2 separate regions of the Homo sapiens genome follow, and region 1 is linked to region 2. A link is a contact called in ENCODE Hi-C or POLR2A ChIA-PET data. All regions are on one chromosome and are shown on one strand. The core of a region is the stretch at or near the end of the contact, and the rest is flanking DNA. Distances in the headings are between cores, read along the strand shown. Region 1 overlaps LOC105374928 (a long non-coding RNA gene). Region 2 overlaps LOC105374928 (a long non-coding RNA gene).

Region 1 (6,772 bases), core at 228-2,727, 36 kb after region 2:
AGTTCTTGTGGTTAATTAGCAAGATGACAGGTCAGCTAGGGTATGGGTGGAGTCAAAGTTGTAGGATACCCTCAGAAAATCAGCTCTTCAGAGTTCAAGCTGCCTCCATCCTTTCTGACATTTGATTTATCCCCTACCAGGCTATGAAGCCTTGACTTTATAGTATAAACCTCTAATCAGATAAGCGGATCACAAAACCATCTTTATTCTCAAGACCACTGCTCTATTGCCCTAACCATCCTTGAGCCATCTCAGGGTAGAGGCATCAGCCTTCAGGAGTTACATAGGCACTGGCAGATCATCATAATAAGGACGGGTTGCCAACCTGCTCAGGTTACAGTGAATGCTGATGGGTAGAGTCTGCTTTGAATTTCTCTGACAAGAGGGAGATACAATGTATTTGGTTCACCCAATTCATTTTAAGGGATTTGGTTCCCAGATTTCCTGCAATCGGAATCATGGCCCATTTTCACAGCCACTAGAGCATTAAATTCGTGTATACAAAATAAAGGACTAGAAAACATGTAAACCTAAAAATGTTTAAGCTAAAATTGTGGTACAGATGTTATCTGAGTCCCATAAATCAGTATTCAGAAATATTGTCTTACTGTCAGAAGCAAACAGCAAACAGAGACTTGCATTAGCTATGTGTCTAGATAATGGCAAAAATTAAGTACAGTATTGTTTAGAAATCATAGGCTGGCAGATCTCTTTTCCTTTTCAGGGTTTAAAGAAAGCATAACCTTCTCTGTTGCATTTAACAAAGGAAAAAAAAGGATTTTCTTGTTTTTTGTGCGTACACCCTGCCTAGGGATGAGTTATTCATCAAAATAAGCTTCCTTGTGTTTTAGAATTTGAGAATTTAGAATACTGAGCATTCTCTAACACATCGCCCTAAACATGCTAGTTTGATTCTGAAGCCTTTTTTCCATTTTGTCAAGTTCACCCTCTGAAAGGGACAGTGAAAAATTAGGGGTTGGCTCCACCTGGTGCTTTGATTAGAAAATTACACCTCCATGTATGAGGGCTGTCAACGGACAGTGTGCCCTCTTGCGCACGGAAACAGTAAAAATACTACATAAATATTACTTAAAAATACTAAAACTACCCCACAAGAGTGACCAGTTAACTCACTTTCCATGCAGGGTGCTAAGGACTATTTTTGTATGGTTGTTTTAGTGTCTGTTGCTATGGAACAAATCATCTTAAAATATAGAAGCTTAAGACAACAAAATCATTTATTATCTCCCACGGTGTCTATGGGCCAGGAATTCAGAAGGAGCTCTGTCGGGTGGTTCTGCCTGGAGGCTTCTTTCACATGAGATCGCAATCAGACAGTACTTGGGGTTATTGTAAAGCCTCATTCGCTCCCGTGTCTGGTGTCTGAGCTGATAAGACTGGACAGGCTGGGGTGGGAGCTTCTCTCTGTCTCTATGTAGTCCCTCTTTAGGGTTTCTCAAGCATAGCCAGACTTGTTTCATGTTGGCTCAGAACATCCAAGGTGGTGTCCCCAGAAAGAGAGCCAGGAGGAAGCCGTGTTGCTTTTTATGATCCAGCCTCAGAGGTCAGGAAATGTCACTTCTGCTGTGTTCTGTTGATAGAGGTAATTGCAAACGTCTACCCAGGTTCAAGGGAAGGGAACATAGCCTCCACCCCTCAATACAGGAATGTCAGTGTCACGTCAGAAGAAGAGCATGTGGGATGGGATATATATTTGTGCATCATCTTTGTAAAAATACAATCAACCACAATTGTTTTATTTAATCATCCTTCACCGTAAATGAAGTTGCTTCGATATATCATTATCCCAATTTTACATTTAAGTGAAAGCAGAAGGAAACATTAAAGATCTTCTTACGCCCTTTCGGTGTCATACTAGAGCATTGCCTAATAAGCTGTCAAAAGTGTCATCTGTACACGATTCTCAGTCTTGGCGCTATTGAAATTTTGGTCTGGGTAATTCTTTGCCGTGGGGGCTGTTCAGGGCGTAATAGGTCATTTAGCAGTATCCCTGGCCCCTGCCCACCAGACACCAGTAGCACACCTTCATCCCTTTAGTTGCGATAGCCACAAATGTCTCCAGACATTGTCAGATATCTCTGGGGTGAGGAGAGGGCAAATGTTCCCCCAGTTGGGAAGTTTTACAGGAAGAAAGTTACTTTGATTATTTGCTATTGATGAAGGTGAGACTCTTGTAAAGTTAATGTTAACTTGTGGAGGATCATTATGTTGCAATTCATTTCTGTCCAGTAGGAAATATAAATCCTACAGATTATAGTTGTGTTGTTTTATAATTTACCAGTTTCAACTTCACTTGCAGTCTTATTCCAGCATTCTTTTTGTTCATTGACTATATATAGTAATTTTTCTTCTCCTTCTTCATTCATTGATAAGTTAAATAAACCTTTGTCACATGTGTGCATACACACACACACACACACACAAACGCACACACACACCAGCTCCTTGGCAGAATGCAGAGTGAGAATTCTCTCCAATATGGGGATATGGAGCTATTATGATCTCCCTTCAAGAAAGAACTTGTAGATTAGCTGTGAGGGTGCAGTTAGGTGATGGCCTTGGTTGCAGTGCCTCTGGTTGCTTAGCCACAGCAGTTGAGCTGAGGCCATGCTTTTCCTAGGCAGACCTTTAACAGCTAATGAGCACAGTGGGCGTGCCAGGGCCTGGCCCTTTCTGTTCATCATGGAACTTCTCCAACAGGCAGCCTTTGCTCTGGAGCTCTCTGTTGGGCTGGCTGAGACTTTTGCAGGACAGCACTGCAGTTTGAGACTCTTCCTAACTAACCCTCCTTCTCCCTCCCCTTTCACAGGTGACAGACCTGCATCTCTAGCCTTTTTGTGCTTCAGGCACAACTCAAAGCTGCCAATAATCATGTTGCCCAATTTGTGAGCTGGAACTGCAGTCTTTTTGTTTTTTTGAGACGGAGTCTGGCTCTTTCGCCCAGGCGGGACTGCAGTGGCGCTATCTTGGCTCACTGCAAGCTCCGCCTCCCGGGTTCACACCATTCTCCTGCCTCAGCCTCCTGAGTAGCTGGGATTACAGGCGCCTGCCACCGCGCCTGGCTAATTTTTTTTTGTATTTTTAGTAGAGATGGGGTTTCTCCGTGTTAGCCAGGATGGTCTCAATCTCCTGACCTCGTGATCCGCCCGCCTCGGCCTCCCAAAGTGCTGGGATTACAGGCGTGAGCCACCACGCCTGGCCTGGAACTGCAGTCTTAAGTGTGGCATGAGTTGCCTTCAGAACCCAAAGAGGCCTACCAGGCACTTCTTTTTTGAGGTATGAGATATAAGATGCAGCAATTTATCGTTTGCTTTGGAGGGAATATTCCAGCATGAACCTAACCACTGGATTCCTTAAATCCTCATTCATCTTTTCCTCTCTGGAGCATGAGTGTTTTACCAAGACCTCCAGCATACTAGCCACCTCTTGCTTCTTCTGGCCAATGAACATGATGTCATTGATGCAGTGGATGGGTTTGATGTTCCGTGGGTTCAGGTGATCTAGATTATTTCAGACTATTATGGCAAAGGGCAGCTGAGTTAAGATAGCTCTGAGGCAAAGCAATAAATGAATATTGGAGTCTGTCCACGTGAATGTGAATTGTTCCTGATCTTTTTTTCTAATATGGATAGAAAAGGCACATTCACCAAATAGACAACCACATGCCACGGGCCTGCGGCCTGTTTAATGTGCTCCAGCTGTGATCCCACCTCTGGCACAGCAGCCGCAGTCGACCACCATGTGATTGAAACTGTACTCATCTGTTGTCATTCTTCAGAGTCCATCCACTTCCTGCTGGGGGAGACTAGCAATTAAAAAGAGATATGATAGAGACGACCAATCCCTATTTTGTATTTACCATCTTGCCTGGGGGACAGTTTCGGAGTTTCCATTTGGCCTCTCCCACTATGATAGCACTTCCTCACTGACCAAGGAACAAATATAGGGTTTACTCCAACTGCCAAGTACATTCATTCCAGTGATACATGGAAATGGAGAAATGCTTCCTGGGTGAGTCTACAGGTTCTGTGGGCCCACTCTGTGCCAGACCCAGCTAGGACTCCATTCATTACTTGATTCTTATAAGGCCCCACTTCAACAAGGGGTCCGGGTGTCAAGGTCAACTCGGAACTTGTGTGCAATAGTCTAGACCTTCCCTTTCCCTGGCATACAGTCACCTAAGCAAATGGTCGTGGGTCCCTTTAGGGAAGGATGGGACAAGTCATCTCGATATAAACTTGTTGCAGTGTTGCAGGGTACTTATTCTTAGGGACCTGGCTGTCTTTTTAGTCAATGGATTTTGGACCTGAAAATTGGCTCAGTTCCTAGAATTGAGGAAAGTATCCTGACTTTTTACTGGGGCAATTGCTGTCAGCCTCTTGCCCCTCCTTTCTTGCCTTTTCTCGTTGTAGATGTTAAGCGTCAGCCTTGTTTGCCCTTATCTATTTTGCCTGTGGGAATGCCATGCTCCAGTATCCATCCCTCCACCTCCTTGAAGGTCAAGCCCCTTTGATGCCTCTGATCTTCCCGGTCGTTACAGTAACTGTGGACTCTGGGTTTCTAGTGGTTAAGCTTGGCCACTTGGTCTCTCATTCTGAGGCCTTACTATCCTCATGAATATTAATTACCTAGCTCTGTGACAGCAACCACTGAACATAGATGAGGCCTGATGTTTTGGTGAATGGGCCTTCCTGTGGGACATACTCCTCTGGTTAGTGTCCAGGTTTCACATAATATATCCATTCTAGCACATCTCACCTCTTTATGCTTTCCTCTAGCTTCTGCCAGGGAAACTCAGGCATTTGCACTGAGTCATTGGCTCGGGGGAGCTGGCAGGAAGCATGGATTTAGCATAAAGGTGGTGGTGCGTCACAAAGGACAGCAGTTGGGCCATAAGTCAGTTATGCTTCTGAAGCAGCAGACCAACATGGTGCATTTTCATGACTGCCACATATGCAAAAGCATGACATATATGATTTATTTTAAAAGAACCACCCTTGTGGAAACAACATTGGGCAAAATCAGTAAAATACTGACTTTATACACACTGTCATTTTAATAAAAATAAAGAGAGATAACATTTATTGAGCATTCATGATATGCCAGGTGCTCTATTAGACACATATTGTAACATTACCTCATTATGTAGTTATTACTATCAGTCTAATTTTACAAATGAGCAAGAGGAATACAATGTAACTAAAGAAACTGCTCAAATTTACATAGTAAGTAAAGAGGAAGACATGGAATTGGAACCAGGTGACCAAATTCACAGCATCAGATATTCTTTCGTTTTTTATGTCAGTGTTGTTTAGTTTTCAACATAGAGATTTTGCACATATTTTATTGGATTTATAGCTATATATTTCAGCTTTTGATGCTATTGTAGATGATACTGGTTTTAAAATTTCATTTTCTAATTACTCATTGCCAGTATATAGAAATGTAATTGATTTTTGTATATTGACCTCTATCCTGAAATTTTGCTAAACCAAATTAAAATTTTTATAACATTTCTTACAGATCCTATGGGATTTTTCTGTATAGTCAATGTCATTTGCAAGTAGAGGCAGTTTTATTTTTTTCTTCCCAATCTGTATGTCATTTTATTTCTTTTTCTTGCCTTATTTCACTAGCTAAGAGCTCTAGTACAATACTGGTTAGGAGTGGTAAGGGGAGATATCTTGCTTTTTTTTTTAATTTTAGGAAGAAAGTTTTCAATATGTGACTATTAAGTATGATAGCTTTAGGTTTGCTGTAGACACACTATATCTAATTGTGAAAATTTCCTTCTATTCTTAGAATGCTGAGCATTTTATCTTTTTAAAATCATGCATGAATATTAAATTTTGCCAAATGCTTTTTTATCAGCTATTGAGATAATCATATATGTTTTCTCTTTAGTCTGCTTGAATTACATGGATTGATTTTTCTAAAGTTGAAACAACCTTCTATTCCTAGGATAAACCGCCCTTGGACATCATATATTATCTGTTTCACATACTAAAGGATGATTTTTTTTTTTAAGTTTTTTAGAACTGATGGCCTGGCACGGTGGCTCATGCCTGTAATCCCAGCACTTTGGGAGGCCGAAGTGGGTGGATCACCTGAGGTCGGGAGTTTAAGACCAGCCTGACCAACATGGCAAAACCTCATCTCTACTAAAAGTACAAAAATTAGTCGGGTGTGGTGGTGCATGCCTGTAATCCCAGCTACTCAGGAGGCTGAGGCAGGAGAAACGCTTGAACCTGGGAGATGGAGGTTGCAGTGAGCCGAGATCACGCCACTGCACTCCAGCCTGGGAGACAGAATGAGACTCCATCTCAGAAAAAAAAAAATGTTTTTTAGAATTATGATGTTCATGAGGGATATGTATCTCTTTTTTCTTATGTTTACCTAATTTGTTATTAGAATAAAGCTAGCTTGATAAAGGACAGATAAATATTTCCTTCTCTTCTATTTTCTGGAAGAGTTTGTGTAGAATTTGTATTATTTCTTCCTTAATTGGGTAGAATTCATAGGTGATGCATTTGGACCTGGAGTTTTATTCATAAAATGATTTGTATTACAAATTCAATTTATTTACTAGATACAGGTCTAGATTATCTATTTCTTCTTGAAGAAAACTTGATAATTTGACCCTTCTAAGAAATATATCTATTTCAGCATGTGTTGGTATACTTAGAAAGGAAACATGTCTATTTCATCTAAGTTATTGAATGCATTTGCATAAAGTTGTTTGTAATACCTG
Region 2 (6,679 bases), core at 3,300-5,799:
TCAATATCATGAAAATGGCCATACTGCCCAAGGTAATTTATAGATTCAATGCCATCCCCATCAAGCTACCAATGACTTACTTTCTTCACAGAATTGGAAACAACGACTTTAAAGTTCATATGAAACCAAAAAGGAGCCCACATTGCCAAGACAATCCTAAGCAAAAAGGACAAAGCTGGAGGCATCACACTACCTGACTTCAAACTATACTACAAGGCTACAGTAACCAAAACAGCATGGTACTGGTACCAAAACAGATGTATAGACCAATGGAACAGAACAGAGACCTCAGAAATAACACCACACATCTACAACCATCTGATCTTTGACAAACCTGACAAAAACAAGCAATGGGGAAAGGATTGCCTATTTAATAAATGGTGCTGGGAAAACTGGTTAGCCATATGTAGAAAGCTGAAACTGGATCCCTTCTTTACACCTTATACAAAAATTAATTCAAGATGGATTAAAGACTTAAATGTTAGACCTAAAACCATAAAAACCCTAGAAGAAAACCTAGGCAATACCATTCAGGACATAGGCATGGGCAAAGACTTCATGACTGAAACACCAAAAGCAATGGCAACAAAAGCCAAAATAGACAAATGGGATCTAATTAAACTAAGGAGCTTCTGCGCGGCAAAAGAAATTACCATCAGAGTGAACAGGCAACCTACAGAATGTGAGAAAATTTTTGCAATCTACCCATCTGACAAAGGGCTGATATCCAGAATCAACAGACTTAAACAAATTTACAAGAAATAAACGACCCCATCAAAAAGTGGGCAAAGGATATGAACAGACACTTCTCAAAAGAAGACATTTATGCAGCCAACAGACACATAAAAAATGCTCAAAATCACTGGTCATCAGAGAAATGCAAATCAAAACCACACTGAGATACCATCTCACACCAGTTAGAATGACAATCATTAAAAAGTCAGGAAACAACAGATGCTGGAGAGGATGTAGAGAAATAGGAAAGGTTTTACACTGTTGGTGGGAGTGTAAACTAATTCAACCATTGTGGAAGACTGTGGCAATTCCTCAAGGATCTAAAACTAGAAATATCATTTGACCCAGCAATCCCATTACTGGGTATATGCCCAAAGGATTATAAATCATGCTACTATAAAGACATATGCACACGTATGTCTATTGCGGCACTATTCACAATAGCAAAAACTTGGAACCAACCCAAATGTCCATCAATGATAGACTAGATTAAGAAAATGTGGCACATATACACCATGGAATACTATGCAGCCATAAAAAAGCATGAGTTCATGTCCTTTGCAAGGACATGGATGCAGCTGGAAACCATCATTCTGAGCAAACTGTCACAAGAACAGAAAACTAAACACCGCATGTTCTCACTCATAGGTGGGAATTGAACAATGAGCACACTTGGACACAGGGTGGGGAACATCACACCCGGGGGGCCTGTCGTGGGGTCGGGGGGAAGGGGAGGGATAGCATTAGGAAAAATACCTAACGTAAATGACGGGTTACTGGGTGCAGCAAACCAACATGGCACATGTATACCTACGTAACAAACCTGCACGTTGTGCACATGTACCCTAAAACTTAAAGTATATATATAAAAAATACTATTCAGTAGGATTTTATTAATTCTGTATGTTAAGAATATGCTGTATGCATTAACTTTTCATTTACTGAGCAAAAGTTTTTTGATTTTGGTATTTGGTTAATAAATGAACAATAATTTTATTCTATAATGTTCAGAATATTTTAGAATTCATTTGGTGTTGTCGAGCAAAAAATTTATGAAAGGATATAGCTCATTTATTTTTCTTTTCAATTATATTTCATGAAGTTCAAGTGTGAAGGTATAGTTTGTGCTCATCAATTAATATATCCTGTCATGCCTAAAAATGTTGGATTTATACTTTTCTATAGTCCTAATATTTAACTTGAAAATCTTCTTGGGGACTTCTTTTAAGTTCAGTGTTTCTAAGAAGTTCTTAGTTTGTTAATTTTTTTCCAAGCTGATTTAGAAACTTTTTGAATGCATCTTAAAATTTTTTGAAGAAATACATTTTTTCTTTGTGTGCTATAAAGTACTCCAGTACTCCTTTAGAATACGTGTATGAGGTAACAGAACTAACATCTTTGTGGAAACTGCTTTTCTTGTGTAGTTACCTTATTGCGCCTATTGTGTCTGGGAGAAGTCACTGATTTTTCTGGATATTCTCCAAATGTCTTTACCAGTGTTTAGCATTATAATAGGAGTCAAGTCTTTTTTTTTTCCACTATAATTTCAGATCGTGAATGTACTCCAGAATAAATATAGTACATAGTTTGTCTTTGCAATGCAAAACCTCAGTCATGTGCCTCCCCACCCCTCCTGGGGGTTAATATTAGGAATTAGAATAAGTCAATGAAATATGGGAACATATTTCATGATCTCACTCATGGCCTGCTTGAGAGGGCCTGAAATAACTACTGAGTAAAAAATAATATTAATCTTAATTGAATTTTCCTAAAGTTAATTGTGATAATGGTTATTTTTCTACTAGGTAAATCAACTGCTTTTTTGAGAATAAATGCCTAAATGAAATCCTGCTTATTTCAATCTATTTAATGCATCTTTAACCTTGAATCAGCATTAGAGTTGTGGCTGTTTTTATTATTATAATTTAACCTCAGTTTTAATATCATATTTAGATTAACTATTTAACAGCTGAACTTGTAATAGCTGTGCATGTTGAGGGCCGCTTCCTGCTAATACCTTTGATTTTCTGTCTGGGGACTTCCTTTTTGACCACTGGGGCATGAATGCCCTGCTCATACAAAGGCTAAGCCAGGAGTGCAGGGGAATTAACTTCAGAAACAGCTCACAAGCAGTGTTAAGGGGGAAGCTAGTAATGACTATCACAGTTTTCTCACCCCTTCATCTGATTAACTTTGAGGCATATTCTACCTCAGTACTTTACAAACTTTATCATTTGGGGATCCTGTTAAAAATTCACATCCTGATTCAGTGGATTTGTGGTAGAGCTTCAGATGATGATGATGATGATGATGATGATGATGATGATGATGATGATGGTCCGCTTTGAGTAGCAGGCTCTACACTGTCTCTCAGAATTCCCCAGTGGAATTCAGCTTCATTTGCCCTCAGTGGTAACTTTCTTGATTATTCTCCTTTGGTTGGTTTTCTTCTCTTGCCTGTTTCTCACTTCTCTATTCCCCTACTAGTGTTTCCTACTTGCATGTGAATTCTTATTTCAGGTTGCTTCTGGGGTAACCCAAGCCAAGAATATGCATCTATCTATTTATCTATCTGCTCACCTATCCATCCATCTATTCATCTACATCTATCCATCCATCCATCCATCCATCCATCCATCCATCCATCCATCCATCCATCCATTTACCTATCTATCTAGCTATGTAATGCATTCATCTATCTTCTATTTATCTATTTATGTAATCTATTTATCTATCTTATCTATCATGTGTCTAATATATTCATTTATCCACCTATCTATTCATCTACCTAATCTATTCATCTATGTATCTACTATTTATCTAATCTATTCATCTATCCATCTATCTAATCTGTCTACCTACTTACCTACCTATCTGGAACATAGCAACAGAGCACAGCCTCTTAAAAAATCCAGTAAATTGAAGAGCTGAAAGAGAAAGAATGAAGACATACTGGAGGGGGTGGAAAGGAAAAGTTGATGACTACCACCTAAAGGGACTTTTTCTTCCTCCTTGTGTCATTTTCAACAGGATGTGGTATCATGGAGCTCTGGTGAAAGAAGAGACTAGGCAGTTAGCTATGGCTACATAAATGGGACAGCTCCAGAAGTCCATGGAGGGATCCCCTTTCTACTAGGAAAGATGGGCAAGGACTTTATGCCTGATTCTATTATTCAGGGCACATTGCTGACAGGGTTGGCCAGTGAGGCCATAGAGAGAAGGCAGGCCAAATGCTAATCTTGGAAAGGACGGAAATCAGCATAAGCAGAGAGACACAGGGTGAAGTGGTAGCGGAGAGCGGATGCCACAGTGTGTGGGCTTGTGGGTCAGCCCTATTAAAGGGAGGAAATCAGTAAATGGGCTTGCAGATGGTTACCCAAGATTTCTTCATGACTTTGTGCAGCCTGTACAATGTATGCTCCTTATCTTGTGGGAGTGTAATTGAGAGCCCTGGACTTCCTCAGCTCAGATCCCAACTCTGCCACCTCCTGGTTATGCTACCTTAGCATGTGTATTCAACCTCTTTAAGCATCGGTCTTCCCATCTATGTAGTGGGGACAGTAATTCCTATTTCATGGGATTGTCATAAAAATTAAATGAGATATTTTGTACAAAGTGCTGCCTTTATTACAGCTGGAGGATAAGAGAGCAGCCCTGATACTGTAAATATTCCCAAGAATGATGAGGAAATGACGGTGGACCTTTTACTTGATTCCAGCGTTATGAACACACACACACATACACACACAGATATAAGCACACATATGTTTAATAGCATATAGGTAGAAAGCCACAGGAGCGGTAATACCCTGATTATGTAAATCAACCCCAGCTCTAACAGCTAAAAAACCCTACTGCTGCTCTTAGCTATGCATGAAATCACCCCCATGAAACTTCTTTGAATAAAGCAAACATCTGTTCTTGGTGGAATGCAAAAGAGAAACTTTATTTGAAGTTCCTGCTTCCCCTTCTCATTAAAAGTATTTCGAGCACTATTAAAATAGTTTCTGCCAAGAGCACTTTTTGTGCTCTTCAGTTTCTTAGGTTCACTGGCCTGAGAACCAGCATTCAGCATTCTTAGTCCCACCATAGCTGGGAGTCTGGGGTCTGGGAAAGGGATAGAGTCAGTTTGTTTTTGCCATCAAGACCCTCTGATCGCCTCAGATGGTCTCACCTGCTATTGCTTCTTTCCCGTCCTGACAGGTTGATATTCTGGAAGCAAGATCTTGGAAGGCCAAGGACAGGTCATTTCTTAGGACTGTGCAAAAGAGAATCAGTCTTTACAGTAAGCTATTTGATTCTAGTAGTTCTTTCATCTCAGTCTTTTGAAAGCAACTTCCCCTCTTTAACCAACACCTGCCATGGCCTCTTCATGAGCCGAAGAAGGTGAGTGCTGATGGAAATCCCAGATGTGGCCAAAACTCCCCAGCAGCAGACAGGTCAAAGGTCTTTTGTACCCTTTCCCGTAACGGGTGGCACTTGATCTTCAGAGTGGCTTACACTGTTCAAGAGGGTTTGAATCATAAGACATTTGGGGTTAAAAAAAAAAACCTGTCATTTTGCATTTTGATTTTTGTAGAGCCAACTACAACGTATTTGAAAATTGTGTTCTTGAAATAAGCCTGTAATAGTAGGTGTCAAAAGTATCAGAGATAAAATGTCTACTCTTTTAGTGGCGTAAGTTGTCGTTGTTTCAAATTACATTTCCTTGTACTATATGATGGATGTACTATGCACACACACTTTATCACACACGTGTGTGTGTGGGAGTGGAAATGTGTAGGTAGTCAGAGAGGGAAGAATAAAGAATTCATGCTAATGTCTAAATAAATGAATTAATTAGTGAAATAAATAGATTCCTGTTTACACTATACTACAATTTTTAAGGATAACCAGTTGTTAATTAATACACTGGACTTGAAGGAGACTCATTTGTGTTGAAACATGAAATGTTTGTCCTCTCTCCTTCTCCCTCCCACCTGGAAAACATGAAAGATCTGCAACTCACACATACTAGTGTAATTTAAACACACTTTGAAAGAATTGATAGGCTGGGCGTTGTGGCTCACGCCTGTAATCCCAGCACTTTGGGAGGCTGAGGCAGGCGGATCACGAGGTCAGGAGATCCAGACCATCCTGGCTAACACAGTGAAACCCCGTCTCTACTAAAAATACAAAAGAATTAGCCAGGCGTGGTGGCAGGCACCTGTAGTCCCAGCTACTCGGGAGGCTGAGGCAGGAGAATGGTGTGAACCCGGGAGGCAGAGCTTGCAGTGAGCCGAGATTGCGCCACTGCACTTCAGCCTGGGAGACAGCGAGACTCGGTCTCAAAAAAAAAAAAAAAGAATTGATAGGCAGCAATTCTAACCTAAAGGGTTCATATTGAAACCACTGATCATAGATATCTGAATAGGTCCTAATTAATGAGAGAGTGCAACCATTTTCTGCTTGAGGGAATTGCCCATGTTCCAGACTGCAGACTTGACATTCACATGCCATGAGAAAACATGGATTCAAATACAGAGACCCTAGGCTATTTCCTGGAGCTCCAACGATGTCATCAGAAACAAAAATGTTCCATTTGACAACCATGAGATTTGACACTATTGACCTACATGGAAGTTTTTAACACTGCCACTCATTCTGCCATGTGTAAAGGGGTTCAGCAGGGTGACCTCAGGGATGCATACATGCATTTTCTCCACACGTCCTCCTTAATTCAAGGATCATATCTGTGGCTCCCCTAGCAAAGAATCAAAGGCCAAAGGTGGGTGGCCCAGACTCTTTCTCGTACTGGGGAACACAGGCAACAGCTGCGGCATATCACTGAGCTTGGCTGCTGACAGGGAAAAGCATTGATAATTTCATCAGATCTCACAGATCAGAAACAACAGAATACCCTCCCGCTAATTGGTGGCCACCGTGACCGCTATAGTTGGTTTGA

What was found. Hi-C counts contacts between places; a loop is a spot of excess contacts on that map. ChIA-PET counts read pairs that join two places held with the same protein, here RNA polymerase II (POLR2A). Pooled maps may share reads with other maps.
Region 1: a map of GM12878 shows a loop between it and region 2 (3-fold over the local background). The contact joins two enhancer-like sites. A Hi-C loop is called at or near these places in 3 of 168 maps with a recorded cell type or tissue (B cell, GM12878 and OCI-LY7), 34 of 37 single-sample maps with no recorded cell type and 13 of 50 pooled maps. POLR2A ChIA-PET finds 5 or more read pairs at or near these places in 3 of 52 experiments (GM12878, OCI-LY7 and activated B cell).

Annotation. Positions count from the first base shown.
Region 1 is chr6:11,495,399-11,502,170 of GRCh38, forward strand. The region is part of intron 3 of LOC105374928 (a long non-coding RNA gene); the gene reads left to right. Among named protein-coding and RNA genes, the nearest start is that of TMEM170B, 39 kb to the right of the region's middle. Within about 2 kb of position 1,478, at least 3 of the 41 ENCODE cell types and tissues checked have a DNase peak (open chromatin) inside an H3K27ac peak, as active enhancers do; they include GM12878, where a contact is called at or near this core.
Region 2 is chr6:11,456,347-11,463,025 of GRCh38, forward strand. All of the region lies in intron 1 of LOC105374928 (a long non-coding RNA gene), which reads left to right. Among named protein-coding and RNA genes, the nearest start is that of TMEM170B, 78 kb to the right of the region's middle. RefSeq lists an enhancer at 3,876-4,065. Within about 2 kb of position 4,550, at least 7 of the 41 ENCODE cell types and tissues checked have a DNase peak (open chromatin) inside an H3K27ac peak, as active enhancers do; they include GM12878, where a contact is called at or near this core.